2 separate regions of the Homo sapiens genome follow, and region 2 is linked to region 1. A link is a loop called in an ENCODE intact Hi-C map of the cell type or tissue named here. Cell type or tissue: chondrocyte. All regions are shown on one strand. Each heading gives the region's core, and the rest is flanking DNA. Links, peaks and the distances in the headings are about the cores only. Region 1 has its middle 110 kb from the start of VASH1. Region 2 overlaps ESRRB (estrogen related receptor beta).

Region 1 (15,379 bases), core at 4,423-12,422:
GCCATTCCAATGGGTTGTAACACTGGTTTGCCTCCACCAGATGTTGCATCACTTTTTGTTTCTTCCAAGCTGCAGCTCACCACTTGATTCACAGGAACAAGAACGGTGAGTAGATGGTTTCCAAATTCTGGAGGAACCAGGTAGAGAGAAACAAACATGCTCCAAATTTTGTTCACAGGAGTATACCTTACTCAATTATTAAAGGCCATAATTAGTTCAAAATAAGTTTCCTTGACTCACACCAATGATTCTACCTTCCATTCTCATCTCGATCCCTGATGAGAACACCCAACTGAAACAGCTACATTGTCTGGGGTATATACCATGGGGATCGTAGTCTCTTGCCAAGAAAGAATTCAGAACTTGGACAGATGTGGGTGGGTTAAGGAGCGGAAAGTTTAATAGACAGAAAAAAGGAGAGAGGAGAGCAGTTCCTTGCAAGAGAGAGACGACCAAAACCGGTGCCTGCATTTTAGCCTGTTGACCTTGAATTGGAAGGGGATGTTGTCCTGCTCTTTTCCCTCAGGAGCCAGGTGTGCTGTGCTCTGCAGAGTGTTTGGTTTTGTGAAGTTGAAAATCCAATACACTCAGAACAGTGTTGCCATGTCTAGATTCAGGATGTGTAATCTCCTCCTGGGTCCCATGGCAGCCATCTGGGTTGCCTGTCACCCTATCCTCTGTGGTATATTTTGGTCCTAACCACTATTAATCCATAATATCTTAATAGCAAACAAATTCATTCTTATCAATCATCTACCAAGTGCCAGGTGCTGAGGACACAGTGGTGAGCAAAGCAAAGTCCCTGCCTGTGTGGAATTTACATTTCTGTGTGGGAGGCAGGCAAGACAAGAGGACAAGCACAAACAATATTTCAGAGAGTGGTAAGTGCTCTAAATTTCAAAGCAGGGTAGGAGGCAGAGAATGATAGAGGAGGGGACAGTTTTAGGTCAGATGGGGACACTTGAGCGGAGACCTGAACAATCTGGAGAGAGCTTTGGAAGATCTGAGAGGAGTGTTCACCTCAAGGGGACAGCAAGTGCCAAGGTCCCAGGGCGGGAACTAGCTTTGCACAATGGTAAGAAAAGTGAATGAAGGGCAGAGAGGGAGTTGACACGGTCAGACTCTAACAGAACAGATCTGATAGAACTGGCTTTCAGTAAGGTAGGGAATGGATGTGCTTCCTTCACTTAACTATGTGGTTCTTAGCACTATAAACCCAGTGGACCAATTTAACCAAACGGCATTCTGAGATGAGCACTGGACTGAGTCAAGAAACTGACAGTCTAGTCTAGTTCAGCCACTATTTTGCTGTGTGACCTCAGGCAAGTCCCTTAACCTCTCTGTGCCTTAATTCCTCATCTATAATATTAGAAAAGCAGGGTCCCCTTGAGTTCCAAATCTCTGGAGTTTACAACCAGGTACTGTATTTCAAATGCAGACAACTAGGCAGTTGTTTGAGAGAGAAGTAGAAGAATAACCAGGAGGAGGGAGAGGAAAAGGAGGAGGAGGTAGAGACCCTTCCAGACTCTAACTTCCTTGCCTCTACAGACACCTGGTGGAATGTGGCATGTGAGAATATCTGCCAAGATACCAAAGGAGGCATTTTATAGAGAAGAGGTGAGGGTGCATTCCCTTACTGATCCCAGTGCCACACAGCAGTGCCAACAAGTCATTTGGGAAATAAGTAGAGTCTGAAACCCATGTCGTCATGAGGGCTTCCAGGAATAAATGAAAGAAATAATAAAAGAGCCAACCAGGAGAGACTTGGACATGCTCAGGGAAGAAGCTCTGGGAATTACATGTCTTTTAGGGCTTGGGATATTTTTTGCCAAATAACGAGAAAAGTGGAGAGGAGAAGCAAACAGGAAGATGGGCGAAAGTCCTGAGAGTGGGAGGAAAGCTTCCAGCAAGACCCCGCCCATGAAGGGAGCCAGCTGGAATGACTGTCGTCGAGGGCTAACGGGAAGCACATCCGGCAGGCTCAGGTCTAGCTCTCCTAGGTAAATGGCCCTCTTTGCCTCTTCTCATGAGACTGGCAATGCGTGCTTCAGCTGGTGATTTGTGGGCACAGCAACATTCCAGGGACAGCACAGGTGTGAGCCATTCTTTGGAGTTAAACACACCCAGGTCTGAATGGTAGCTCACCTGTGTGACCTTGGGCAAGTCATTTAACCCACTACATGGGGAAATACGGGATGCTGTTACTCACCTCTGGAGTTGGTATAGGAATTACGTTATAGGGAGTCAAAAGATAGTACCACCCTTCCCCACCTGGGTCTGAACCAATTCTTGAATAAGATAAAAGAGCCAGCATATGGAGGTCCCAAATCACCTTCCTTACAACAAAGGCCAGGTTGTATAACACGTAGCTTACCTCTACAGGCCAGGGGATTCCCTGACGTGTAGCCCCAGAGTTCACAGACCTACCTGGCCGCCAGGATCCCTGGATCTTCACAGCCCCTGTAAAGCTCATAGAGTGAGACAGTGAAGCCCCCAAAGGGGAGGAGGTGGTGGGAACAGGGAGGGCCGTGCATGCCCAGTTTCTCCTCCCAATTCCCCACTCAGATGCTTCTCCCTCTAAAGATGTACTGAGGTGAAGAGCCGGGAGTGTCTCAGCAGGCTGAGCTCGCTCCCCATGGAAGGAAACCACAGAAGCCGGGGAGTGAATTAAAAGATCATGTGAGGAAATCTAAATGATGTGCTCACCCCAGGGCCTGGTATCTGATAAGGACACAGTAAACAGTAGCTTTAAACATCTTCAGCCTGGCTTGGTTTACTCAATGCTTTCATGCAAATATTTATTGAGTGTGCACTTTGTGCAGAGTTTGTGCCAGCTACTAGAGAGGATACAGGAAAGCAGCCGATTCCAAGCTCTTAACTACCCCTACCATTCTGTTGCTGCTGTGACCATTGCTGCTCAAACTATTTCTTACTCCTGGCTAATGTTTATTAGTTGGATCCTACACATCAGGAACTCATGTCTGCTGCTTCTGTATATTATCTCATTTAATCCTCAAAATGACGCTAAGGAGTGGTTATGATTAGAATCTTACTTTGGGAGGCCGAGGTGGGCGGATCACGTGAGATCAGGAGTTCGAGACCAGCCTGGCCAACATGGTGAAACCCCGTCTCTACTAAAAAAAAAAAAAAAAAATTAGCCGGGTGTGGTGGCACACGCCTGTAATCCCAGCTACTTGGGAGGCTGAGGTACGAGAATTGCATGAGCCTGGGAGGCAGAGGTTGCAGTAAGCGGTGATCATGCCACTGCACTCCAGCCCGGGCAACAAAAGCAAAACTCCATCTCAAAAAAAAAAAAAAAAGAATCCTACTTTGCACTTGCAGAATGTGAGACTTTAGCAGTTGAGGTGTCTTGCTCACGGACTCGTTGAGGGTAAGTGCAGGGCAGGCCTGGAGCCGATGGATTATATAGCAAAGCAGGTCGATGTGAGGTGACCAGATTTGTCCCTTGGCAATTTCCTTAAGTGTCCACCGCACATCATAGGCAACAAGGGCTCAGAGGTTCCCAGGGGTGGCTTTGGAGTCCTGCAGCCTGGCTGCGAGCACGAGAGCCATGCAGGTGAGGTGGCAGATATTCAGCTCTTCAGGACATTTCCCCAACCATTTGGATGTGGCTTCACTTCCCCATGAAGGGCATAAACTTGGAAGACATAAAACAGCTCTAGGGGTGGGAATGAAAGTAAATTAGGCACAAATTCGAGAGGCAAAGGACCATTGCAGCAGTTTGGCAGGCCGAGGTAGGAGGATTGCTTGAGCCTAGGAGTTTGAGACCAGCCTGAGCAACACAGCGAAACCCCATCTCGACAAAAAAATTAGCTGGGCATGGTGGTGTGCGCCTGTAGTCCCAGCCACTCAGGAGTCTGAGGTGGGAGGATCGCTTGAGTCCGGCAGGCAGAGGTTGCAGGGAGATGAGATTGCACCACTGCACTCCAGCCTGGGTGACAGAGCCATACCCTTTCTCAAACAAAAACAAAAACAAAAACAAAAAAACAGGCAAAGGACCAGCTTTGAAACCAGCACTGCCTAAATGCAGCTGTGCTGTTCATTGTGAACTATGGGTTTTGGGTTGCACAGTTGCTTGATTGTCCCTTTAGTTAGTAGTGCTTTGGTTCCTTTCTCAAGGGCAGGGCCCTCATCCTCTTCTGATGTTCTCCCAAGCCAGCTTCTAGCCCTGCTGTGTTCAGGAGGGACTATTTGGGCAGTACAGCTCTGTTGCTTATGTGAGGTCAGACAGAGGCCTCCCCAAACATAGCTCTCTGAGCTTCCTGGGACCTGCACGTCCCTTTTGCTGTTGTACCACAAGGATCCACTCTTCTTCCTGGCTGGTGGGGGCTGGGGGTGGGGGAGTTTCTCAGTCCCAAAGCAGAAATGGCAGTGCCTGCATTGTCTGGGAAAGAATCACCTCCTGTTTGTGAGGTTTCCTGGGCTGCCCTCCCTACCCAATTTTCAATAATGTTGCTAACGAGCCAGAGAGAGGAACCAACATAATTCACAGTACACAGTTATTAAAATGAGCAGACCTGCACAAGAAGACACACACATAATGGGCGCTCTAGGTTGAAAAAAAACATACAAACTAACCAGGGCACAGAAGTAAGGGGGTCACAGTTCACTGTTCACTGTGTGTCTTAGATTCAGCTTCCTGAGGAGCAACTCAGAGACAGGGATTTGTAAGCAAATGGTTTAACTGGGAAATGGTCCCAGAGAGCACCATAGAGAGTGGTGAGCTTGAGAGAGAAGGAAAGGAAGCTGGTTACCACTGTAGGAAACTGGAGTTTAATCCTACTGGGGAACTCTGTAAACAGTGCAGAACATGAGTCTCAGCTCTGTCTCTCCAAAGAGTGAGGTAGCTGCGTGTTTATACACCAACTCCCACCAGCCACTGGTGGAGGGCCCCAGGCTGCCTTGAGTTTGTCTCGTGATGGGAGGTTCTGGTGTGCTTTCATGGCCAGAAAAACTTGTGGAAAGGGAGATACAGATGCTGGCTGGTGGAGGTCAGGCCAGCCTGCTCAGAAACAGTACATAGCCAAAGGGTATGGTTGGGGCACTGACAGCTTCTGCTAAATTGTGGGAACTGGTACCTTCCAGATGGTGAGTCATTCAATCCTCATTATAAGCTGATGAGGCAGGTGATGTCCACACTATAGAGATAGGGGAGCCAAGGGGCATACAGTTCTCATGTTTCTTGACTAGAGCATTGTTCTCTAGAGCATAGGATGTTTTTAGCATCCTGGACTTCTTCCGCTAAATGCCAGTGGCACCTTCCCATTCCTCAGTCATTGTGATAACTAATTAGCCATCCAAATTGAATAAAAAAATCCTCTCCCCTCCCAAATGCTGAGTGGAAAGGATCTTCTGTAAGGCAGGTGTTCCATTTAAATCACTTTACATTCTACCCTAGGGTCATGTTTATTGGTTAGATTGAGAATGAGCTAATCTGCAGCAACATAATTGTTGGAGCACCCTTTCCATGTTCTGTGGAATGGGAATTCTTAAACTGAACTCATGGGAGTGTCTGAGGACTGAGTAACAAACGTGTTTAGCACAGTGCCTGGGAGAAAGTAAGTGCTCAGACAACCTCAGCTGTTATTATTGGCTGAAGAGAGCTCTTTTTTTCAACAGCAATGCATTTCTTACCTGTTCCTCATTTCCTCCCCGCTCTCTCTTTTTCCCTGTGTTCCCTGCCCCCATGATACCCCTGTCCAAACTCCTTGAGACCTCTGGGCAGAAGAAGGAACTGATGCTTGCGTCTCTGTTTTCACAAAACAAAGCTGTAGTTATCAGGCCAGAATCATCTCTCAGCTGAGGCTGGAGCAGTCCAGAGAGGAAAAAAGGCCACATGTTGGGTAGAGATGCCATGCTGACAGCTGGGATTCAGCCCTGAGTGTTAGCGAGTGTTGTGTGGGTGCGTTCAGGGGAGCTGGAAGCTCAGTGTGCACAACATGTGCATGCCAGGCCATCCATCTGCACACTCATGAACAGCAATGTCTAAGTAGATGCAGCCTTCACAATCTTTTACCCAGACTTTTGTTTTCTTTGCTGCAAAGCCAGGTCTTTTATAAGCCTTTGGCCATGTTTGGCAATATTCATGTCATGCCTCTTCTAGAACCTGTTCAAGCCCATCACAACGTGTGCTGCCTCTCACTCCAATTTCCCTCTCCCCAAGCATCTTCACCCAGATGGGTTTAGGTTAAAATTGGTAACACTCCTGTGGTGTGTGGGGAAGGGGAAGACATGTGACCAGGGGAGGCCTGGGGCATAACGGCTACTTAAATTCTGCTAATGGAGTGATGGAAGTCCAGCAAGGATGGTGACTGCTTTCTTCCTCACCATAATCCCCATAAGTGTGCACTTTCTTGGGTACTGCATGGCGTGTAGTTGATGGAAGACTCAGCCCTGTAACTTTTGCCTGGGTCAGGCCTGAGTGCATGGGTGGAGGGGAGGGGTCAAGTTTATGAGTTGATTATGAACTGATTATAAGTAGAGCAGCCTCAGCCTGTTTTAGTGCTAGTGGCAACTCCAGGGTCATTCTCAACACTACACCAACGTCCATATCCTCAGGATAGATGAAAGGAGGTGCAAGACCACTATTAGCAGAATTGCTTTTGTGTGTAGGATGGTGGGAGCTAAGAGTGAGTGCATTTGATCTTTTCAAAGTGACACTGTCAAGCTCCTTAGTAGAATCCATAGTCCCAGAAGATGAGGCTTTATTTTGTTGTGCATCTTAGCATGAGAGCAATAACTAGAGTAATAGTAGGATTGAACATGGACTCACCATGTGGCAGGTGCCAAGAACACAGTATTCTGTTCTTCACCACGTATCCACAATATGAATAGCGCTGGTACTCATGTTCCCATTTTACAGATAAGGAAACAAACTCAGGGAAATCAAGGATTTGGCTGATAAGGCCACAGAACTATTAAGAAACACAGCAGGGATTAGAATCATCTTTTGGAAATACAGTTAGATCATAAAAATAAGACCTAGTATTCCATAGTACGGTAGGGAAATTATAGTTAACACTAATTTATTGTATTTTCAAAATGGCTAGAATAATTGCAATGTCCCTAACAAAAAAGATGAATGTTTGAGGTAATAGCTCAATTACTCTGATTTGACCATTACATTGTGTACATGTGTCAAAATATCACATGTACTTCCAAAATTTGCACAACTATTATGTAACAGTTTAAAAAGTTATAAAAGAATGATCTTTTAGACACCTAAGGCTCAGCACTGTTGATATTTGGGGATAGATCATTTTCTGTTTTGGGGGGTGTCCTGGGCATTGTAGGATGTTTAACCACAACCATGTCCCCCATCTGCTAGATGCCAGGATTACTTTCCCTATACCCACCAATTGCGAAAACCAGAGATGTCTCTCTCCAGACATTGCCTGGGTTGAGAACCACTAACCTAGTCCTTTCCATCTCACACTTCTAAAAAGAGCACGGTTGGAGAGTGGCCTTCAGCCTCTACCTCTGGGTCACATGCAAGGCCCAGTCTACTGGTTTCCCTTTCAGCCTCTCCTGACTCCACTCTTCACTAGGCCTGTGTCAATTAATTCATTCATTCATTCACTCATTTATTCAATGACTACTTATTAAGCATCTGTGCTGCACCAGGAGATAGAAATAAACCATAGAAGCTCCTGCCCTCCTGGAGCCTATATTCCAGTGAATATATAAACAGTTCATAATCAACTCATACACTTGACCCCCTCCCCTCCAACCTGTGCACTCAAGCCTGACTCAGGCAAAAGTTACAGAAAGTACCTAATAGATATTAATGTAGCTATGCTAACTCATGTCATTCTCACAGCAACCATTGTTATTTGCTTTTTTTTTTTTTTGAGACAGAGTCTTTCTGTCACTCAGCCTGGAGTGCAATGGCATGATCTCCGCTCCCTGCAACCTCCGTCTCCTGGATTCAAGTGATTCTCCAGCCTTAGCCTGCTGAGTAGCTGGGGCTTTAGGTGTGTGCCTCCATAACTAGCTAATTTTTGTATTTTTAGTAGAGACGGGGTTTCACCATGTTGGCCAGGCTGGTCTCGAACTCCTGACCTCAAGTGATCTACCCACCTCAGCCTCCCAAAGTGCTGGGGTTACAGGCATGAGCCACCACACCCGGCCCTGTTATTTGCATTTTATAGGTGACCAGTCCAAGACACAGAGAGGTTAAACAACTTGCTGGAGGTCACACAGCTGGGAAGCAGTGAAGTTGAGAGTGAAACCCGCGCTGTTGGGCCCCACACCCATGCACCTGACCACTGTACTCTCCTGCCTTTCCAAACCTGGGTCTTCATTCCACAGCCCCTTCCAACTGCTTTGGATATTGTCCCACATCTGTCCCAGTGACATTTTAGACTCATAGGTAAATCTAAACTTGCCATCTTTTACCTCAAATAGCTGTCCACCTTATCTCTCCCCATGGAATCATCATTGTTCCTGTCAACCAGGCTCAAAATCTTGGTGCCATCTAGAAATCATAACCTCCATTCCCCGTAACATCTCCATTCCCAGGCCCTGCTGGTTTTTAATACGAATCTCTCGTCTTCATCCCAATGACCCAGTGAGGCAAGACTATTGTATCTTCTCTTTGTAGATGAAGAAATGGAGGATGAAAGAGGTCACGCGCCTTGCCCAAGATCACACAACTACTAAAGGTTAGAACTTAACCATGTCCTCTGATCACGAAATTTGAACAAGGAACTAATTATTTCGTGTAAAAAAATCTTGTCTCTGCACCTACCTCAAGAGCTCCTAGAAGCAAAGGCCATGACAGTGCTACATCTGCATCTCTTATGTAGAGTCTAGCATTTGTGTTGACTGGAAGAACCAGAGCTATGAAGGCCAAAGTTAGAAAGATGTAACCCAAGATGTAACCCAGACTCAGCGTCCTAAGAGTTGATGCTCTGGAAGTCCACTAGGTGGCAATGTTTCCTCCATGTAGGAGGCCATCCCAAAGCCAAAGTGCAGGGTGCTACTGAGAGGCTAGGTTGAAAGTGACCACAGCATTTGGATTTGAGGTGGTTTCCAATGAGACACACACACACCATGTTTAGAATCTTGCTGGGCATTCAAACACTGATGAAATCTTGGGGACTGTTATTAGGCAGTGGTAGAGCATAGACAAGATTTGTTTTCTAGTCTAATCCTTGACATTACCGAACAAGATGACCCTCAGGGAGTCTCAAGCTCTCTCAGCTTTTATTTTTATCATCTGCAAAGTAGGGATAAGAATATATGCTTGCTTTCGGCTAGGCACGGTGTCTCACGCCTGTAATCCCAGCAATTTGGGAGGCCAAGGCAGGTGGATCACTTGAGGTCAGGAGTTCGAGACCAGCCTGGCCAACATGGCGAAACCTCGTCTCTACTAAAAACACAAAAAAATTAGCTGGGCATGGTGGCGCACACCAGTAGTCCCAACTACTCAGGAGGCTGAGACAGGAGAATCGCTTGAATCTGGGAGGCAGAGGTTGCAATGAGCCAAGATCACACCACTGCACTCCAGCCTGGTGACAGAGTGAGACTCCATCTCAAACAAAAACCCCAAAAAACCCCCAAAACACAAAAATTAGCCGGGTGTGGTGGCAGGCACCTGTAGTCCCAGCTACTCAGAAGCAGGAGAATCGCTTGAACCTGGGAGGTGGAGGCAGTAGTGAACCGAGATCACGCCACTGCATTCCAGCCTGGGTGACAGAATGAGACTCCATCTCAAAAAAAAAAAAAAAAAAAAAAAAAAAAATCTGCTTGCTTTCACTCACAGACAGGGCCATTATGAGGCTTAAGTTGAATACATGTGAAACTAGAGATGGCTTTACAGATGTAGTTTATTATAATTATGGATGTTATGAAATTAACTTACCCATTAGTTCAATAATTTATTTTGTAGAAAAGCATTACCTAAAATCTTGCTATTCAAAGTGTGGTCCACAGACCAGCAGAACTGGCATCACCCCAGAACTGGTTAGAGCTATAGAATGAGTCTGCTGTGGACTGAAAGTTTGTGCCCCGCCTCCAGCCAGGATTTCTATGTTGAAGCCTGAATCCCCAATATGATGGTGTTTGAAGTTGGGGTCTTTGGGAGGTGATTAGGTCATGAGGGTGGGATCCTCAGAATGGGATTAGTTCCCTTATAAGAGGAGACATGAGAGAGATGATCTCTGTTCTCTGCCACATGAGGATACAGCAAGAGGGTGGCTGCCTATAAGCCAGGAAGCAGGCCCTCTCCAGATATGGAATCTGCTAGCACCTTGATCTTGGACTTCCCAGCTTCCAGAACCATTAGAAATAAGTGTTGTTTCAGCCACACAGTCTGTGGTATCTGTTATAGTAGCCCAAACTGACTAAGGCAGAACCTCATCCTAGACCTTCTGAATTGTAACACTGTGCATTTTAACAAGATCTCGAGGTAATTTGTATGCACAGTAAAGTCTGATATTAGTTAGAAAATGATTAGTTTTAGCGAATTAATAAAATAGCAAGAAAAACAAGCTCTGGAGTTGCTTGGGTGTTAATACTGATTTTGTTCAATTCAGTGACCCCCATAATATGAAAAGTGGCTGCTATGATGAGCCTGAATCTTGTTAAGCAAATTGTTTGCAAAGCTTAAAAAATGTGTCTGTATCCAAGTTAGGTTCTAGCGGGTGACTTGAAGTTGAAACAAAACATTCCCATATTTCAATCAGTCAGGATAGACTAGGTTATGCTGCAGTAACAACCAACCTGGCATTTCAGAGGCTTTAAAAGCCCCGGGTGTGTGTGCATCACAGGTGGGTAGGCGGATTCTACTCAGTCCCTCAGGGGTCCAGGCTAGTAGAGCAGCCACCACCCCAAATACTGCAGCGAAGAGAGCTCTGGGGTGGGGGGTCTTGCACTGGCAATTACAGTTCAGCTCGTATTTAACACACAGCACTTCTCCCACAAGCCATTGGTCAAAACTAGTCCCTTGACCCCATCTGCCCACAGCAGGGCAGGAAGCGCAATCGTATCCTGTGCTTAGAAGGTAAAGAGATAGAGCTATTCGGTGAACAGCACTAATAACTGCTACAAAGGTTATCACTGAGTTGGTTGGAACAGCAGCTCCCAGAACTGGGTGTACAGAAAAATTGACTAGGGCTAGCTTGTAAAATGTACAATTCCAGAGCCCCACCGTAGGGACTCTGAATCAGAATCAAGGAATCAAGTGCACCAGGTGGTTCTGATGCACTCTCTCCACAGACCAGGCTTTGGAAGCCCCTGGCTTTGAGTCCTCCTATCCCTTGATCCCATATTGAAGTTTCCTAGCACGCCATAACAAATGACCCCAAACCTAGTGCCTTCAAACAGCAGATATGTCTTCTCTCCCAGCCTCTTTTGGCTGCCGGGGCCTCGGCACTCCTTGGCTTGTAGCTGTGTAACTCCCTTTTCTGCCTATCTTCACGTGGACTTCTGCTCTGTATGTCTGTGGCTTTTCTTTTTCTGTGGATTATAAGGGGCAATTGTCATTGGATTTAGGGCCCACCTGGGTAATCCAGGATGCTCTCATTTTACGATCCTTAATTACATCTGCAAAGGCCCTTTTTCCAGATAAGGTCACATTGGGGGAACATACCTTTTGAGGGGTGTCATTCAATCCACGACAAGCACTCACAGTCACAATGAATCCAGTCTTTGCCCCTTCTGTCTGAACAGCAAGGAGCGGGCTTTGAGAGCCTCACACCACAAGGGGTCAGGCAAGCCTCATGTTTCTGCGGCTTGGGGCCCTCGGCGCCCCGCAGTCCTTTCCCTGTTGGGAAATGCTCCATGCTCCCCTGGTGGGGGTCAGTCTGGGTGAGCTGCCAGCTGGGATCCCGGACCCAACAGCCGATTTTCTCCTCATCTTCCCACAAGAAATAGAGAGATTGCTTGCTAAGAAAGCACCTCCATTTGAGCAGCATGCTCTGAAATCATTGCAGGAACTTAGATATTTCAGCAGCCTCCGACCCATCCAGGACCTGTGTGCTGATGGCCTCCCCTGCCTCAGCTGTGAGGGCTGTGTTCTTGAAAGCTCCCAAGGTTGGAGAATTCCAGGTGGATGGTCATAAGACATTAGGAGGAAAATAGGTGTGGGCATTCAGGTAATCAGACGAACGCTTATTTTCATGTTCTCTAAAAGATGATAGTAATGACCACACATTAAATAGAACACTTCAATGTCATTTGACACATCTTGAATAATAATAATGGCTCCTCAACAATTATTTTTCATTTAAGTAATTCCTGTGCTCTTCAGAAACATTTTAGCGCGTTCAATGAGAGTTTAGACACGGATCTTGCTTGGCTTTTGAGATTAGGCCAAGGAAGGGGGACAGTGTTTTGTGTGTGTGCTTTGGCATTCAGGACCAAAGTGCTTGACATTTTACAACAAGGAGTCCCCAAGTCACCGTCCCTAGGTCATCACCTGGCACACCTGCGGTTTCTCTGCACGGATGGTTGCCGAGAGGCACGTGGAAGTGCGTCGGAGGGGACTCGAGTTTTTCTTGAGCATATTCGCAACAGAAGGGTGGGCTTGCTAGGAGCTTGGACCATCAGACCCTGGCCTTCTGGTCACACTGGCCCCATTGCCACAAGCTGTCAGCCGTGTAGTCACGTCCTCAGAGAGCCCAGCCCAAACAGCCACAGCCTGCATCTCCTTTTCATTGCACTCACTGTGAGGTCCCTCCGTGGCTAGATGGTTGTTTCAGTGTTTCCTTGGTTTCACGTTTGGCATTTTCCCTCCTGGGATGTTCCCGGGGGAACAGTGCCTTTTATATGCAACCCTCTGAGGGTGAGGCCTTGCCCATCCTCCTCTCTGCAGCTTCCCTGGTGCTTTGTAATGTCTAGCACTGAGTAGGTCTTTGATAAATGTTCTTAGGAAAAATGAGTGTCCGCTTGGTTGTGCCTGGAGCTGACCTTCAGGGAGACCTGCTTCTGTTTGTGCAGAAACATTTCCCTCTGGGAAAAGGAAATCTTCTGTTTATTACTGTGAAAGTTTCTTTTTGACCTGGGGACTTTTCAGAGCCTTCAATATGCAGGATGTGAATTATAATGGCCACGAGGGGAATTTAGCGTGGGAATATCAACCTTCTGTCTTCCCGGCTTGGAGCTGTTTTCCCAGAGAAGACCCAAGGCAGGCCCAGGTTCCATCCCCCTGTCTGGTTGTACTGGCCAGCGAGGGCTCCCCACTGGCTGGGGGACCCTTGTCTCTGCCCTGCCAAAGAGAAGTGGCATGAATTCTGGCAGAGCCCTGAACTCTGTGTTGCAGTGGCCATCTCCAAGCTGTGTCACGGTGAGCAAGTCACCTGGGCTCTTTGGGCCTGGGTTTCCTCACTTATTTCATTTAATCAACACATGTTTATTGAGTGCCTGTTAGGTGCTTGGCACGCCACTAGGAACTGGGGCTAAAATAGTGAGCAACGAAGACAGTCCTTCCTTCATGGAGCTCTCAGTGTGGTCAGGAAGAAAGACGCTTCCAAACAGCCCATGTACCAGTCTAAAGATGCAACCATGACGAGCTCCATGGAGAAGTCACAAATGGCATCTGAGATCCTGGGATGGGAAGAGTTGACCTAATGAGGGTGGAGAGCCATGTCAGGGAAGGCTGCTGGAGCTGGAATCCGAAGGCAGGGAAGAGCCACCCATGCACAGGAAACTGCACGGGAACTTCATGGGCTCAGGCAGTTTGGTGGGCGTGACTGTGGCAAAAGGATGCCAGTGGGTCTGGGGCAGAGACAGTGAGGAGGTGGGGAGCAGCAGAAGCCAGAGAGGAGGGCAGGAGAAGGCAAAGGAGGACCTTGTGGGCCACATTAGGGGGATGAGGCTTTACCCTGAATCTGTGGAAAGCCATTGATGTGTCTGATGTCTGTGCATGCAGGGGTGGGTGGCACAAAGCTGACACATGACCAGATTTGCATTTTGAGAAAGCACCGTTCTGGGCAATGGATTGAAGATGAACCAGAGTAGGCAGCAGTAGGCCAGACAGGAGGCTAGTGCTATCATTCAGACGGGAGAAGGTGGTCATGCAGAATCAGTCCTCGAATCTTTATTGAGCATCTACTACATGCCAGGTTTAGTGAGAAGGGAGATAGACAGTAAGTATAATAAATAAGTAAATACATTGCAAAGTATTATGTGCAATGGAAAAAGAAAAAGAAATTGAAGAGGGTAAGCAAGATTGGGAATCGGGATGGCTTGATGGCAGAGATCCTTAGAAGATAAAAATGGCGGTGCTCTATGAAGAAGGATCAGGTTGGGGGGATTAAGTGAGAGACAGTTGTCAAGGCCAATTCCTAGGTTTTTGGTTTGTGCAATTGAGGAATGGTTTAAAAAGAGTTGCCCAGGCGTGGTGGCTCATGCCTATAATCCTAGCACTTTGGGAGGTCGAGGCGGGCAGATTGCCTGAGGTCAGAAGTTTGAGACCAGCCTGGCCAACATGGTGAAACCCTGTCTCTACTAAAAATGCAAAAAAATTTAGCCAGGCATGGTGGCGGGCATCTGTAATCCCAGCTACTCGGGAGGCTGAGGCATGAGAATCACTTGAACCTGGGAGGCAGAGGTTGCAGTGAGTCGAGATCAGCCACTGCACTCCATCCAGCCTGGACAACAAGAATGAAAGTCTGTCCCAAAAAAAAAAAAAAAAAAAGAAAAGAAAAGAAAAGAAAGAAAAAGCATATTAGACCAAACATTACTCTTCTTTCTGATTCTGTAGTCCCATGGGCTCTGAGACAGTGACCCCATCACCTCACCTCAGCTGTTGCAGATGGGTCTGTAATCTTATCTCCACAACCCCAGAGGACTTCCTGCTTTGGAAGCCCCTGTCCTGGATTTGCCACATAAGGATGCGGGCGCTGTTGCTGTCTGCGTGTGGCAGGTCCACTCTGTGGTCCACTGGAGTTCCTGTTGTATCTCCATCAAACTCTCTCCCTGGGGTTGGTCACATTTGCCCCAGGAGAGTGCTTACTGATTAGGGCTCAATTAACATTCAGTATTGGTGCTACTCATTGCTGCCAGCATCCTCCGTGTAGCCCAGCCCTTACCACATCCTCCAGCCTACTCGGTGTCATCTGTCTCCTGAAGCAATTCTACCTTGACCCTCCTGGCTGGTGACCAAAGAATAAGGTGCTGCGGGGTAGGTTTCTTGAGTTGGGCTGGGAGGAGGGAGCAGGAGCTTTAGTAGCTGAACTCTAAGATCTGCCTATTTCCAGGGTCCTGGGCCACCTGGCAGGACTTCCCACAGCTGGCGATTTCCAGTAGAATCCCAGTGACAAGAGAGAGATGGGGTTGGCTGACCCCGAGACTTGAGTCTGAGTAGTCCCTGCTGTGCCCTCACTATAGAAAGGCTGAGGCTTCCTGTCAGGCT
Region 2 (15,379 bases), core at 3,875-11,874, 190 kb after region 1:
TGACTGAGGGTAGGAGTCATCTCACCCCAGCCCCTGTAGGGCTCCATTTTGTCACCTGTAAAATTCAGGGCTATATTGAAAACAATGAGGCTTCTGGCTGCTCTAAGTGCCGCGGATACTGTCAAGTAGGCAGGGAGGCTGCACGCTGTGACCAAGTGGCCCCTGGCCCCCTGCTTGACCTGCTGTTCTCACATCCAGCTCTGTATGTGAGAACAACAGGTCAAGCAGCTCTGTCTCTTGGGCTTAAGAGGAATGAATGAGTCTCCAAAGCTTAGAAACCCTCAGATTCCCAGCACCACACGGAGAGAAAGTCAAGAGACCAGCACTCAGGCATGCTTCTATGGGCCTTTTGCCTCAATTTTCCCATCTGTGAATACCAGGAGGCTCTGAAGGAGCAGAAAGGGCCCAACATAGGAGTCAGGGGACCCAGTTCAGCCACTAGTTTGGGTCATCCTATCCAGGAGCAAGACCAAAATTATATAGAGTCAAAAATGAACCAACAGACAGCCTTTCTGCGGGCTCGATGTAGCCCATTTTTAATCTGGAAAGGAGACTGTTTTTTCGGTTGAGCCCCTAACGAAGCAGCTGGCCTGTCTAAGAGCTGAGTGGTCCACTCCATCACAAAGGGGTTAAATGAAGCCCCGAATGAGGAGCATTTTAAAAGCCAGTGTGCCATGTCGACACAAAGGCCGCCGAGGGCCTGCTTCAAGAGCTTCTGTTTTATGGATACAGGTGCTGGGCTGAGCTGAGGTGAAGTGGGGGACCTGGAAATGGTAAACGGAAGTGGAAGGTCCAATTTCTATAGCACATGATGGTCCAAGTTGTATTGACAAAGCGTCTTAGGTCTGGGCCCTTATCTTCAGAGGGCCCTGGGAGAGGGGGTAGCAGGAGTGCCCTGGGGCTCCCAAGGCTGGGCTGGGCTTCCAGAAGCCCACTCCTAGCCTTCCCCCTCCAGGAAGGGTCTGGATTCCAAACCTGTCCCTTCGTTCTCTCTGTAGCCCCTTCTGATCACCCCCACACACCTCTTTTCCTGTTTCCTCCCACTTCTAGAAGGATTCCAGGCCCGGAGCTTAAAAGTTGATCTCTAAGAATTTTCACTGGCTCCCCTTGGAAGCTGGAGAAGCAGGGAAACACATACACTCACGACCCATCCCCAAAATGGTACTGAACAAGGTTCCTCAAACTGAAAACATCGGCTGGGCATAGTGGCTCATGCCTGTAATCCCAGCACTTTAGGAGGCTGAGGTGGGAGGACTGCCTGAGCCCAGGAGTTGGAGACCAACCTGAGCAACATGGCAAGACCTTGCCTCTATCAATAATATTTTAATATAAAAAAAGGAGCAAATCAGTAGAGAAAGTGAGGAAGAGGAGACCTGGAGCAGTTGTCCCAATGAGAGCTACGTGTCATTTCAAATTTTCTAGTAGTCACATTAACGAATAGATAAAAAGAGGCCGGGTGCGGTGGCTTACACCTGTAATCCCAGCACTTTGGGAGGCTGAGACGGGCAGATCACGAGGTCAGGAAATCGAGACCATCCTGGCTAACACCGTGAAACCCCGTCTCTACTAAAAATACAAAAAAATTAGCCGGGCGAGGTGGCGGGCGCCTGTAGTCCCAGCTACTCGGGAGGCTGAGGCATGAGAATGGCGTGAACCCAGGAGGCAGAGCTTGCAGTGAGCCGAGATTGCGCCACTGCACTCCAGCCTGGGTGACAGAGCAAGACTCCGTCTCCAAAAAAAAAAAAAAAAAACAAAGAAGCATGTGATGCTAATTTCACAATATGTTTTATTTAACATGTCCAGAAGATTAGCCTTTCTGCATGCAATCACATTTTTAAAAGGATCACCACCAGACTTTACACTGCCTTTTATGGTCCTATTAAGTCCTCTAAAGCAGGCATGTGTTGTACACTCAGCACACCTCTGTTTGGACCAGCACTCGGGAGCCACGTGTGGCTGGTGGTTGCCATATTAGACAGCACAGCTCTAGAGACAGAGGACGCAGGGAGAGAAAGGAGAGGGAAGGGAGAGGATGGGAAGAGAGGGAACAAGGAAGGGAGCAGCATTCCCAAGGCAAGAGCCATGTCCTGTCCACCCACCAGAAAACAAATGCCATTCTTCACAGGTGAAGGGAACATTATTTATCATTCCCGGACTTAATGTGTCTGTCCTTTTCACCCCCAAGCCCTTGAGGGTGCTAGGTGATATAACAGCCTCTTAAGCCTACCCCTCCTAGGGTAGACGTGGGATTTGCCCCTAAAGGAGGGCCTTCCCAGAGTGCCAGGCCCACTGGGGCCCAAGTGGGGTCAGGGGTTCGGAAGGATCCTTAATGAAGAAATTCCAATTCCCACCTCCCTAAAGGAGGAGAGCCATGCGGGCGCCGTGGCAGGCTGGCAGGGTGTGGGAGGAGATGGGCGCTCAGACTGGGTCTCACCCTGGGACACAGGTCCACAGCTTGTGGGTGTCTCACAGGGGACAAAAACTCCCCAGCAAGCAGAGCCTCACAGTGAACCCCGACTCGGTGGGGTCTCTTACCTTCCTTCAGCATCCCCACTTTGAGGCATTTCATGAAGCGGCAGGCCTGGCAGGACTTGCGCCTCCGTTTGGTGATCTCGCACTCGTTGGTGGCCGGGCAGCTGTACTCAATGTTCCCTGCAACCAGACACAGAGAGGGTTGCCGGGTGCTGGCCGCCCAGGGCCCCCACCTGCCAGCGCAGGGCTGGCTGGATGGGGATTTTAATTTGCCAGAGCTGCCACTCCCCCCTAGTGTTCTCAAAGCAGGTGCTCTGAGGTGCTTGTCAGAACATTTTGAACTCTTCCATATGGAGACTCCAGGTGGCAGGTCTGGGTGGACCAGGCAGCTACTTGGGGAAACACTCTCCAGAGGATGGCCACCCACAGTGTTGAAGCCACTTCTGGGCAGGGACATCAAAACTCACTAAGCTGGCCTTTTACTCCAGGAGGAGAACGCCCCCTATGCTGACCAGAACATTAGTGCAGACCACCACTACCACCACCACCACCACCACCACCACAGGCTCCTCCAGCCTCCAGCCTGGGACCCCAACATGTGGGAAAAGCCTCCTGGAAACTCTGCGTCCACCAGGATCAAGGCCCGGGTTCTGCATCCCACTGGAGGGGCCCAGGCCACCTGGCTTTGCTAACCTTGAGGATATACTTTCCTCTGACCAAGTTGAAATTTCTTCATCTTCAAAACAGTGAGATAATCTACTAAATGAAGAATTAACCAAGACCACATATGGACAACTGCTTTAAACACTATTCAATGCGAGGGGGTCATTTTATGAGCAGAGTTCATTCAGCGGAGGGAATCTGTGATAAATTTTTCAGGCCACTCCTTTCATGGGTTATAAGAATGGCTACCAGGCCGGGTACAGTGGCTCATGCCTGTAATCCCAGCACTTTGGGAAGCCGAGGTTGGTGGATCACCTGAGGTCAGGAGTTCGAGACCAGCCTGACCAATATGGTGAAATGCCGTCTCTACTAAAAATACAAAAAAATTAGCCAGGTGTGGTGGCATGTGCCTGTAATCCCAGCTACTCGGGAGGCTGAGATAGGAGAATTGCTTGAACCCGGGAGGTAGAGGTTGCAGTGAGCCGAGATCACGCCACTTCACTCCAGCATGGGTGACAGACCGAGACTCTGTCTCAAACAAAACAAAACAAAACAAAACAAAACAAAACAAAACAAAACAAAAGAATGGCTACCATAAACCCAACCCATGCTCTTTTAAGCTGTAGGCCCCACGAAGCCAAGACCTTGGGCTGCTCCCCAGTGTCCAGCAGCACTTAGCACAGCCCCCGCAATATAGAGACAGGCAGGTAGAATGCAGTGAATGACTGATCTACAGAGTCCCTCCCCTCCCAATAGCAATTCCATGAAAGAGAAAATAAGTACTAATACTATTCCCATTTTACAGATGAGTTTTCCAAGTGTTTCTATGCAGTGTGAACACAGAGGTCTTATTTAGGTTGAACTGACCTTCCAGCGCTCTTCCTGGGAGGGTTGACAGTCCAGTCAGGAGAGGCTGTGACTGCCTTTCTAATACAGGCATCTGACCTGCTGACTCTTATTAACGAATACGCATTGAGCACCTACAATGTGCCTGGTAATGGAGGGAAAGACGATGGGGGGAGAGCAGGTGGGGGAGGTAAAGAAATGCAATTGGAGTGGCCGGGCGCAGTGGCTCATGCCTGTAATCCAGCACTTTGGGAGGCAGAGGTAGGTGGATCACCTGAGGTATGGAGTTCGAGACCAGCCTGGCCAATACGGTGAAACCCTGTCTCTACTAAAAATACAAAAAAAAATTAGTTGGGCATAGGGGTGGGCACCTATAATCACAGCTACTCGGAAGGCTGAGGCAGGAGAATCACTTGAACCCATGAGGCGGAGGTTGCAGTGAGCCGAGATTGCGCCATTGCACTCCAGCCTGGGTGACAAGAGCAAAACTCCGTCTCAAAAAAAAATGTAACTGGAACGTACAAATGAAGAACAGCACATCACAGTACTGTTTTGGTATTGTGTCTCTTCGACTCCTGTCCCAAAGTGCTTGAGGTCAGCCTGAGCCAGGGTTTTCCAGAACAGAATCTCTCAACTAGAACACATCTCTCGTTCCAGCCCCACCTCCTGAGGGAGCAGGGAGGAGCTGGAGGCTTGCCTATCTGAATCCTCCACACCAAACCCTACCCACTTCAGAGGAATAGCAGCTAAGATTTATTGTGCACCTACTGTGTGCATAGTCTGCACAGCTCCCTCAGTCCTCACAACAGCCTCTGAAGGCACATCAGTGTCCCATTTCATAGACCAAGAAACTGAGGCTCTGGGAGCTGAAGCAGGTTACCCAAGGCCACACAGATCTCCTGTCCCACCCTGTATCTCACAAGGAGGATGGGGAAATTGGAAGTGCTGCCCCACTGAGGACAGGTGCCTGGTGCTGACCCAGCGGCTGAGGTCGCCTGGTGGGTAGTAGGGGAGAAGGGTGGCCTTGGGCTTCCCTGTGTCACCACCTCCCCACATGGGATATGGATGGAAACCTTTTCTATTGGATTTTCTGGAAACAAGCATGAACCATGTTCTACCATTAACAAAGTGCTTTGAGGTAGCAAAATTACTCAATGTGCCTAACTGTATTGAGTACTCACAAAGGCTCAGAGAGTATTCTCATCCCTTTTTACTGGTGAAGAAAACTATTTCCGGAGCACCTCAGAGATCTACAGGTGAAGGCTAGCTATCCTCCCTCCCTCTCTCCCCATCTCCCTCTCTCCCCCTCTCCCTCTCTCTCCCTGTCTCAAGTCCAGCAGGCACCACCTTTCTCCCCATCCCATTTCTTGCAGGGAGGGAGCTGGAGGTCATGCTCTGTGCTGGAGGATGGAAGGCGATGGGAAGGGGAAGGGATGAAGATTCTGTGTACCCCTACCTGCTTTTGTCTAGCCCTATTTCTTAGAGCATTCTGGCTTGGGTGGTTTCTTGGGGAATAATTTCAATATTCATGTAAGCCCGGTAAAATTCAAAAGACAAACAGAAAGGAGAAAAACACATATGAAAGCTAATTCATTCAAGCTTTTATCTTGGCTTAGAAGGCGCTGGAGGATTTGGCCCGTTCCCACCCAGGCCCACCCTCTCTCTGCAGCCTCAGCGTGCTGATTCCCTCCATTCGCTCTGCATAACTATCACTTTCTGGAACTCCATGGTCTCCTAGGTCGCCAGGCCTTTGCTTTGCAGCTTAGAACAGACTCTCTATGCTCCCTCCACCCTCTGTTTCTCCAGGTCCCACATGGGGAGGCGCTCCTTCTCCCTGCTGATAACCCATTAATGTCCCCTGTGTTGTATCTGTCTGCCTCCTCCACCTACTCCAGCTCCTCTCTAGTCCCACTGCCTGGGACACCCAGCCGCTCAATGCGCACACACGGGGAGCTCACACTGGCGAATGCTTGTCAGGGAGCAGCCACAGCTCTGCTTTACAGATCCCAAGGATTTCATGTTCCCAGCAACCCCGGAGGTAAACAGATTTTTCTCATCTGTAAGATAGAGGGGCTGGGTGTGGTGGCTCACGCCTGTAATCCCAGCACTTTGGGAGGCCCAGGCAGTCAGATCATCTGAGGTCAGGAGTTCAAGACCAGCCTGGCCAACATGGTGAAACCCTGTCTCTACTAAAAATACAAAACTTAGCCAGGTGTGGTGGTGCACACCTGTAGTCCCAGCTAGTCGGGAGGCTGAGGCAGAAGGATTGCTTGAACCCAGGAGCCAGAGGGAGCAGTGAGCCGAGATCGCGCCACTGCACTCCAGCCTGGGTGACAGAGCGAGACTCTGTCTCAAAAAAAAAAAAAAAAAAAAAAGGAGAGGGTGAACAGAATCCAGGGTATGGGACAGTAAGGACTGGGACCCAGCCCGTCAGCTCCAGCCTGCTCTGAGCCACTGTGCCAGGAGCTCACAGGGCTCTCCATGGGCTTCACACCTCCAGCTGCCTGGGACACCCTTTGCACACTCTTCACTTTTCCCATGCTTTGCTCTCAGCTGCTCAGCCAACCTGTCACTTTTTGAGGAAGGATAAGGCCACAGGCTGCTGCTCAGAGCAAGGAGTCAGGAAGTGTGTGTGCAGAGCTGGAACTGGTGCTCTCCCAGGACAAGAGGACCAAGTGCTAACAGCAAGTCCCCAACCAGGCTCTTCACCCTTTAGGGGTTGGCCTGCATGCATGTGTGTGTGTTTGTGTGTGTGTGTGTGTGTGTGTGTGTGTGTGTGTGTGTGTGTGTCAGAGAGAGAGACCTAATTATTTGTTTATTTTGGTTCCTTTCAATTTATTTTATGGCCCCAGCGGCTAGCTGCCAGCAAAGCCAGGCTGGCGGCCTTGCTTTGTAATTTTTTTAAGTGCCTCCTCGATAAAGTGATGAGATTAATTCATCAGAATTCCTGTGGTCTCTTGAGGCGGGCCTAGGAGCGTGTAGGAACAGGGATAGGACATTGGCAGCACACACACGTGCAGCTGAGGTGTGGCAGTTTTGGGGATGAGTTCTCTCAGGACAGGGACATGGCCAATGGTTAGCATAAATTCCAGGTTCTAACCTGGGAGTGTATTCAGTATAGACAGGTGCAGACTCCACTTTGGGCACATCACCTAACTTCTCTGAGCCTCAGTTTCCTAATCTGTAAAATGGGTACAGCCCCCATCTCATAAAGTTCTTATCTAAAAGTTCCCCAGATTCAGGCCAGGCGCAGTGGCTCACACTTCTAATCCCATCACTTTGGGTGGCCGAGGCAGTAGGATCACTTGAGGTCAGGAGTTTGAGACCAGTGTGGCCAACATGGTGAAACCCCGTCTCTACCAACAATATAAAAAAATTAGCCAGGCATGGTGGTGGGCATCTGTAATCTTAGCTATTCGGAAGGCTGAGGCAGGAGAATCGCTTAAACCCAGAAGGCAGAGGTTGCAGAGATCATGCCACTGCACTCCAGCCTGGGTGACAGAGCAAGATTCCGTCTCAAAAATAAATACATAAAAAATAAAAGTTCCCTAGATTCAGTGACAGAAAGCATACAAAGGTCTTAGTGAAGTGCAGGCACTGGCAAACAGGCCACCACGGCTGCTCTGCTTATTTTTATATTCAGGCAGATCTTACAGTAGGAGTGTCCAATCTTTTGGCTTCCCTGGGCCACATTGAAGAAGAATTGTCTTGGGCCATGCATAAAATATACTAACGATAACTGATGAGAAAAAAAAAAAAAAACTCATCCTGCTACAAGAAAGTTTATGAATTTGTGTTGGGCCGCATTCAAAGCCATCCTGGGCCACAGGTTGGACAAGATTGTCTTACAGGGTAGATACAACCAAAGGATTCCAGGATAAGTCTTTTCTAGGTGTTGGATCCGAGGCTAGCCACCAACTGTGATATTTGAGAACATTAAGGTCTGCCTCCGGTCCCTAGACCTCAGAGTGGATGCTGCCGGTGCCTGTGGGAAGGAGGCAGGCACTGGTAGAACCTGACCTGGACTTCTCCGTGACCTTAAGGCAGAGGGGTAACCACCACCATCAGCTCTCTTTGATCCTGTGCTTCCCGGAGAGAAGGAAATCCCAGGGTCATCCCCATCAGCTGTTCATGAACAGCTGCAGAGAGCAGGGCAGCCCTGCCACAGGCTCAGGAAGGGGGTTGCTAAGCTCGGACAAATAGCTCTCGGGGACCTGTGGGCTCAGAGGCTGCTGGCTAATGACAGAGCTCAAATGGTACCACTCTATTCAGCTGGTGTGAAAGGGCTGGGGTGATGGTCACTCAGTTCCACTCCCTTATTTACACACCTCTGGAGACAGGGACCATCCCTTTCATCTCTGCGTTGCCCAGGGCCCTCTGCTCTCCCGATCCTCCCCCTCACCCATGAGCTGGATGATCTCATTCATGCCACTGGCTTCCACTATCACGAAATTGGCAATGATCTGCAGCCAGTGCTCATGCCCTTATAGCTATCTGCCTGCTGATGTGTCTACCTGGAGGTCCCCTGGGCCCTCACCTTTCTCAAACTGAACCCATCCTCATCCAGCCTGTTCCTCTTACTGTATCCCTTGTCTCATCAAAGGGACGACTAGCCACCTGCAACCTGTCAGAAATGAAGGGGCCTCCTGGATTTTTCCATATCTACCCCTAAGATCCTTTTCATCCTACTTCCTGATACCTGCTCCCTCCCTCCCTTCTGCAACAGTCCTAGTTCCACACTCATCACCCCTTGCGACCATGGTCCTGCACTAGCCTGTCTCCATTTCCCTTTCCAATCTATCCTCCACACTGCCCCCTGGAGGTCAGTTAATAACTTTCCCAGACAAGTTTATGGGTTCTCTGGCCCATCATGGCACATGGAGCACACCTGTCTATGCGTCATCCCAAAAATCCAATAACTGGCAGGATGGGAGTGGGAACTGTCTCAGAGAATGAGGAAAGTAGAAACCTAGGTAGCTAAAGCAAGGGATCCAGATAAGAAATAAGCTAGCCACACTGCAGAACCTCAGAAAGTGTCAGGCATTGAAGACTCAAGATATAGCAGCAGCAGGAGCTACAAGACAAAGCAGCAATGGTGTCCAAATCCTGATGGACAATTCTTTTCTTTTCTTTCTTTTGTGTGTGTGTGTGTGTGTGTGTGTGTGTGTGTGTGTGTGCGAGTTTCGCTCTTGTTGCCCAGGCTGGAGTGCAGTGGTGTGATCTTGGCTCACTGCAACCTCCGCCTCACGGGTTCAAGCGATTCTCCTACTCAGCCTCCTGAGTAGCTGGGATTACAGGCGTGCACCACCAAGCCCAGCTAATTTTTGTATTTTTAGTAGAGACAGGAGTTCTCCAGGTTGGTCAGGCTGGTCTCGAACTCCTGACTTCAGGTGATCCACCCGCCTCAGCTTCCCAAAGTGCTGGGATTCCAGGCATGAACCACTGCACCCAGCTGAGAATAATTATTTTCAACTAGAATTCTGTACCAAGCCAAGACATGAATCTAATGTGAAGGTTGGAGGATGGAATAGAGGCATTTCCACATATACAAGGTATTGCCGATTTTACCTCTCCTATACCTTTTAAGGACGCCCATGAACTACATGCTTTCCCAAAGAAGGAAAGAACTAAAAAGAGGAAGAGGTAGGATCCAGAAAACAGGGAATACAACCCATGAGAAAAGTCAAGGACATGTCAAGAAGGAAATGGCAACAGGCAAAATAGAAAATTTTGTGATATTACCATATTGGGACAGCGGGATGATCGTGTGTGTGTGTTGGGATGGGTTGTGTAATTGGAGCTAACTCATCTTCCATAACAGCAAGTCAAGAAAGAAGGTAAAACTTGCTGTCAGCAAATATAGCTATAAGATCACAATATTACTAAATGATAGAAGAGAGTTTTTTTTAAATGGTTAACTCTGAATTAGAGTGGGAGGAGAATGGGTAGGGCCAGTGACTGTGATCCTTCATTATAAAACATATATATATATTTTTTTTGAGACAAAGTCTTGCTCTGTCGCCCAGGCTGGAGGACAGTGGCATAATCTTGGCTCACTGCAGCCTCCGCCTCCCAGGTTCAAGCAATTCTCCTGCCTCAGCCTCCCAAGTAGCTGGGATTACAGGCACCCGCCACCACACCTGGCTAATTTTTGTATTTTTAGTAGAGACGGGGTTTCACCATGTTGGCCAGGCTGGTCTCAAACTCCTCACCGTGTTGGCCAGGCTGGTCTCAAACTCCTCACCATGTTGGCCAGGCTGGTCTTGAACTCCTGGTGATCTGCCTGCCTTGGCCTCCCAAATTGCTGGGATTATAGGCATGAGCCACTGTGCCTGGCCTAAAAGTTATGTTTCTTTTATACTCTTTAAACTATTTGTATACCTTATTTTGAAAAGAATTAGAAATAAATTTAAAGTATAAATTTAAGAAATTCTCCAACTCTTGCCACCCAGAGCAGAGAACAAAATCTAAACTCCAGGGCAAAGCCTACCAGGCCTTTTATGATCTGACCATTTCCAAATTGTCCACCCTAATCCCCTCTCACTGAGGCCTCCAGTTTGTAGGCTCCAGCAGATCTGAACTGTCAGTAAGTATAATAGTTCATGGATCTCATGGAGCCCCCGGCCCTCCCATACCTCCCTCTACCTGAAACTCCTCATTTGGTCCTCCTGGCCAGCTCCTCCACATCCTTGGAGCCACAGCTCTCACATGGCCTCCTTGGTGACACTTTCTTCCCTTCTGCCCCAGATAGGCTCGCATGTTTCTCGCCACCACCCCATCCCCACACTCAAAGCAGCTACCTTAGTGTTTCATAATCACAGGTGTACCTGTGGGCCTCCCTTCTGAACTGTGTGCTTTTTGGGAATGGAGATTATTATGTTTTTCATTTCTGTATCTCAAGTACAGTATCTCAATCCTGGAAATCGATTAATATCTGTTGAATAGATAATGAATGCAAACGAATTGAAAGCAAGAGCCCCCACCCAGAGAATCCTAGAATTCCACAACAGTGACCTTTCAGCTACCAAATGCAATTGTCTCCTCTTGGTCTTTCTCCTCCTGGTCCTTCCTGAAGCAGCAGACACCCATTGCCACCCTCTTAAAACAGGCTATTTTGTTAGATTTCATCTCCCTTCTCTCTGCAGGGACTCTTGCAACATCTCTGACTATTTCTATGTGTATTTAATCAACTCTGGAGTACTTGCTTTCTTTTGTTTTTTTAGTCGCCTGGTTTGTAATGAACTAAGATGCTTTCAGTGGTAAGATGTACCATTATTTTACCCATCAGTCAAGAAAGAAAAAAGAATCCACCGATTAGGCTCACACCTGTAATCCAGGCACTTTGGGAGGCCACGGCCAGTGGATCACTTGAGCCCAGGTGTTCAAGACCAGCCTGGACAACATGGTGAAACCCCATCTCTACCAAAAATACAAAAAATTAGCCGAGTGTGGTGGCATGCCCCTGTGGTACCAGCTACTTTGGAGGCTCAAGGTGGGAGGATCACTTGAGCCCAGGGAGGTTGAAGGGAGGCTGAGGCGGCAGTGAGCAGAGATTGTGCCACTGCACTTCAGCCTGGGTGACAGAGCGAGACCCAGTCTCAAAAAAAAAAAAAAAAAAGAGCTTTTTTTCAGATTTGATTTGATCCCGTAGCCTTCTTACACATACATAAGAGAAAATACGAGAAAAACAGATTGGTTAAAATATTGCTAAAACATCTCAAACTCTTCTGAATCATTTTTGATCAGTCATTGTTTTCATGTTTTTTTCACAGAGTCATCCTCTCTACTATCAAGGGCTTTGTTAAGAAAGTGTTCACTGTTGTCTCAGGCCACTGGCCCCTACTCTGCAACTTTTGAGGTGCGTTTGAGTGCAGTGACAACCAGGGAACGGCTGTCACCTGGTCAATGGTAACTGTGACAGGCAGCCCAATTCAGAGATGTTACTTGGAGAAAATGTGCATCTTAGAACTGATGAAATATGGCACTCCTCAATCTCCTTTCAAGGCCCCTCCTATGCTCCTTCTGTTCCGCAGGGTCCCTCAACCCTTCTCCTTCTAAAGAGCTTTCTCTCGAACACCAGTTCTCAAATTTGAGCTTGAATGAAGCTCACCTGAAAGGCTAAATCAGATTGCTGGGCCTTGCCCCCCAGTCTCAGATTCAGTAGGTCTGGGGTGGGGCCCAAAATTTGCATTTCTAACAAGCTCCCAGGTGTAGCCTTTGCTGCTGGCCTGAGGGCCACACTTTGAGAACCACAGTCTTAGAGGCTCTCCTTAGACTTAAAACCCCACTCAAGATTTTGCTTCTGGGCTGTAATTCCAAACTCTCCAGGGTCTCTGTGAACTGATCAAACTCAATATGTCCAAAACTTTATCCATTATCTCATGCTCCTTCCCACCCTGACTCTCCCAGCTGACGAAATTGTTCCTTCTGGGTATTTATGTTTTCCCCCTAATGGCCTTGCCATCTCCCTAGTAGCCTAAATTAGAAATCTAAGAGTCCTCCTTCCCTTAGCATCCACAATCCAGTCACTATCCTTTTAATAATGAATCCACCTTTTTTTTTGTTTTGTTTTGTTTTTGTTTTGTTTTTTTTTTTGGAGACAGAGTCTCACTCTGTTGCCCAGGCTGGAGTGCAATGGCCTGATCTCGGCTCACTACAACCTCTGCCTCCCAGGTTCCAGCGATTCTCCAGCCTCAGCCTCCCAAGTAGCTGGGATTATAGCCACCACGCCTGGCTAATTTTTGTATTTTTAGTATAGACGGGGTTTCATCATGTTGGTCAGGCTGGTCTCAAACTCCTGACCTCAAGTAATCTACCCGCCTCTGCCTCCCATAGTGCTGGGATTACAAGTGTGAGCTACTGTGCCCAGCCTGAATCCACTTTTGAAAGTTCCTCAAGCCTAACTTCTCCTTCTAGCCCTTTTGCCCTGATCTTGGTTTGGACGGCCCTAACTGCACTGTTAAAATTGCTTCCTGTGGCCGGATGTAATGGCTCACACCTGTAATCCCAGCACTTCGGGAGGCCAAGGCAGGTGGCTCATGAGGTCAGGAATTTAAGACCAGCCTGGCCAACAGAGTGAAACCCCCTTTCTACTTAAAATACAAAAATTAGCCAGGTGTGGTGGCATGCACCTGTAGTCCCAGCTACTCGGGAGGCTGAGGCAGGAGAATCACTTGAACCCAGGCGGAGGTTGCAGTGACCCAAGACCATGACATTGCACTCCAGCCTGGGTGACAGAGTGAGACTCCATCTTGGGGGAAAAAAAAAAATTGCTTCCTGCTGGGCGCAGTGGCAGACGCCTGTAATCCCTGCACTTTGGCACTTTAGGAGGCCAAGGCAGGAGGGTCACGAGGTCAGGAGTTCAAGATCAGCCTGGCCAACACAGTGAAACCCTGTCTTTACTAAAAAAAAAAAAAAAAAAAAAAATTAGCTGGGCATGGTGGCCCACACCTGTAATCCCAGCTGCTGGGCAGGCTGAGGCAGAAGAATCGCTTGAACCCAGGAGAATCTGCAGTGAACCGAGATTGCACCACTGCACTCCAGCCTGGGCAACATAGCAAGACTCTGTCTCAAAAATAAATAAATAAAATAAAAATAAAATAAAATTGCTTCCTCACTGGGCTCCCAGCCCCTAGCCTCTCCTGCTTCCACATCATCGTTCCTATTGTTGCCTGAATTATCTTGCTGAAAGGAGATCTGATTAATTCCCTGCTCAGAAGCCTTCAATGACTTCCCATTGCCAAGCACAACTAACAAAACAAATACTATTTATTTCATGTGCCAGGCACTTAGTTACACCCTCACATGCATGTCTCATTTCATTTTTGCAATAACACTGTAGGGGCAGGAACTATTAACATTTTACTGATACGGACATTAAGGCTCAGGAAAACTAAGTCACTTGCCCAAGGTGATACAACTAAGAAATCGTGAAGCTGAGATTCTAAGCCTGGTTAAATAGCCCTCAAATCTTAAATATGACTCCTTACTTAACTGTTCCTTACCATGACCTGTGAAGCCTGGTGCACTCCAGTGCCATGCTGTTTTCCCAGCCCATCATCCACCACTGAGCCCCCTCCTCTCTTGCTGCCAAGCATGTTTACCTTCCACTTCTGAGAAAGTGTCCCTTCTTCCAGGAAGCCCTCCCTGCCCTCCAGAAGGTATAAACCTTCTCTGGACTCTATGTGTCACCTAAGTCACAGGCTGACCACATTCTGACTGGCATCCTGGCTGTGTCTCCAAAAAGAGGAATTGTGATTTGTTCTGTCATTTGCCAGTGCCCTACAGATAGCTAACATTTTGTGGGTTTAATGGACTCTTCTTGTAGAGATGAGGAAACTGAGGCCAGAGGAACTCAGTCCTTGCTTGCCCAAGGTCAGCCAGTTGGCTAGTGACTGGGCCGGGACCAGCACCTAGCTCCTGACTCCTGCCCTCTCCTGCTCTTGTCTCTGCACCCCTGTCTTGTGCCTCCCGGGATCCAGGATCCAGATCCGCCAGCTGCATTCTCCAGGACAAAAGACCTGGAGGCGACCCAAGGTGGAATAACCCATCAATCATCCCCCTTCCCCTCTCCTAGGGGAGTTTTCTTCCAAGCCTGCATCTGGGCCCCAGGTGAATGGAGGAAGCACTGTGCCAGGCCTCTTTCTTACTTGTTCCTTCTTGTTTTAAGTTAGAGACCCAGGAATTGCTCAAAAGACTCCCAGTGGCCTGTGCAAAGTTGGCCATCTACCCTGGGAACTCAAGGAGGAGTGCAGACTGGCTTTACCTAACCGTACAGCCCCTCATGGCCATGTATCACATGTTAGTCAACGGCTGCTACTCTACCTGGAAAAAAATCCAAGTGCACCCCTCACCATGGCCCCTAGACTTTGCCCATCCTCTCCAGCCCCTTCCACTTTGCCTTTGCTCACTGACACTAGCCATGTTGGCCCTCCTGCTGTCCTGAAACACACTGGCTTTTTCCTCTGCCTGGAACGCTGGTCCCAGGATTCCTTGATGAGCTTCAGCTTCCTTTAAAAGTCACCTTATTAGCACAACCTTCCCTAATCCTCCTTCTAAATGAGACCCCCCCCCTTTCTCAGTCACTCTCTGGTCTCATCATTGTTTTTTCTCCTTCATAACACCTGTCTCAGTCTGTCACCATGCTTCATTATTTATCATATTTATTGTCAGCTTTCCCCCTACAATGCAAGCCCACTAGGGTGGGGGCCATAGGAATGCTTGAGCCCAGGAATTCAAGACCAGTGTAGGCAACATAGAGAGACTCCGCTTTACAATTTTTTTAAAAAATAAATTAGCCGGGCATGGTGGTGCATGCCTGTAATTCCAGCTCCTCAGAAGGCTGAGGCAGAAGCCCAGGAGTTTGAGGCTACAGTAAGCCATGATCATGTCTCTGCAC

Evidence for each region. Peaks named below come from ENCODE experiments on the same cell type or tissue, not always from the same donor. Only the 100,000 strongest peaks of a DNase experiment are listed, where the experiment ranks them.
Region 2: a loop joins it to region 1, with 3 times the contacts of the local background. A loop is called at or near these places in 56 of 110 quality-filtered maps.

The regions. Positions count from the first base shown.
Region 1 is chr14:76,641,462-76,656,840 of GRCh38, reverse strand. No RefSeq gene overlaps it. Among named protein-coding and RNA genes, the nearest start is that of VASH1, 110 kb to the left of the region's middle. RefSeq lists an enhancer at 8,821-9,115. In chondrocyte, for the core only: CTCF peaks have their summits at 8,749, 8,953 (motif pointing right), 11,530 and 11,737 (motif pointing right); a DNase peak (open chromatin) is centred at 11,777.
Region 2 is chr14:76,449,818-76,465,196 of GRCh38, reverse strand. It overlaps ESRRB (estrogen related receptor beta), which reads right to left. Exons shown (of 7, transcript NM_001379180.1): 3 at 2,536-2,652. Among named protein-coding and RNA genes, the nearest start is that of ESRRB, 81 kb to the right of the region's middle. In chondrocyte, for the core only: CTCF peaks have their summits at 8,591 and 8,802 (motif pointing left); no DNase peak of the experiment used is centred there.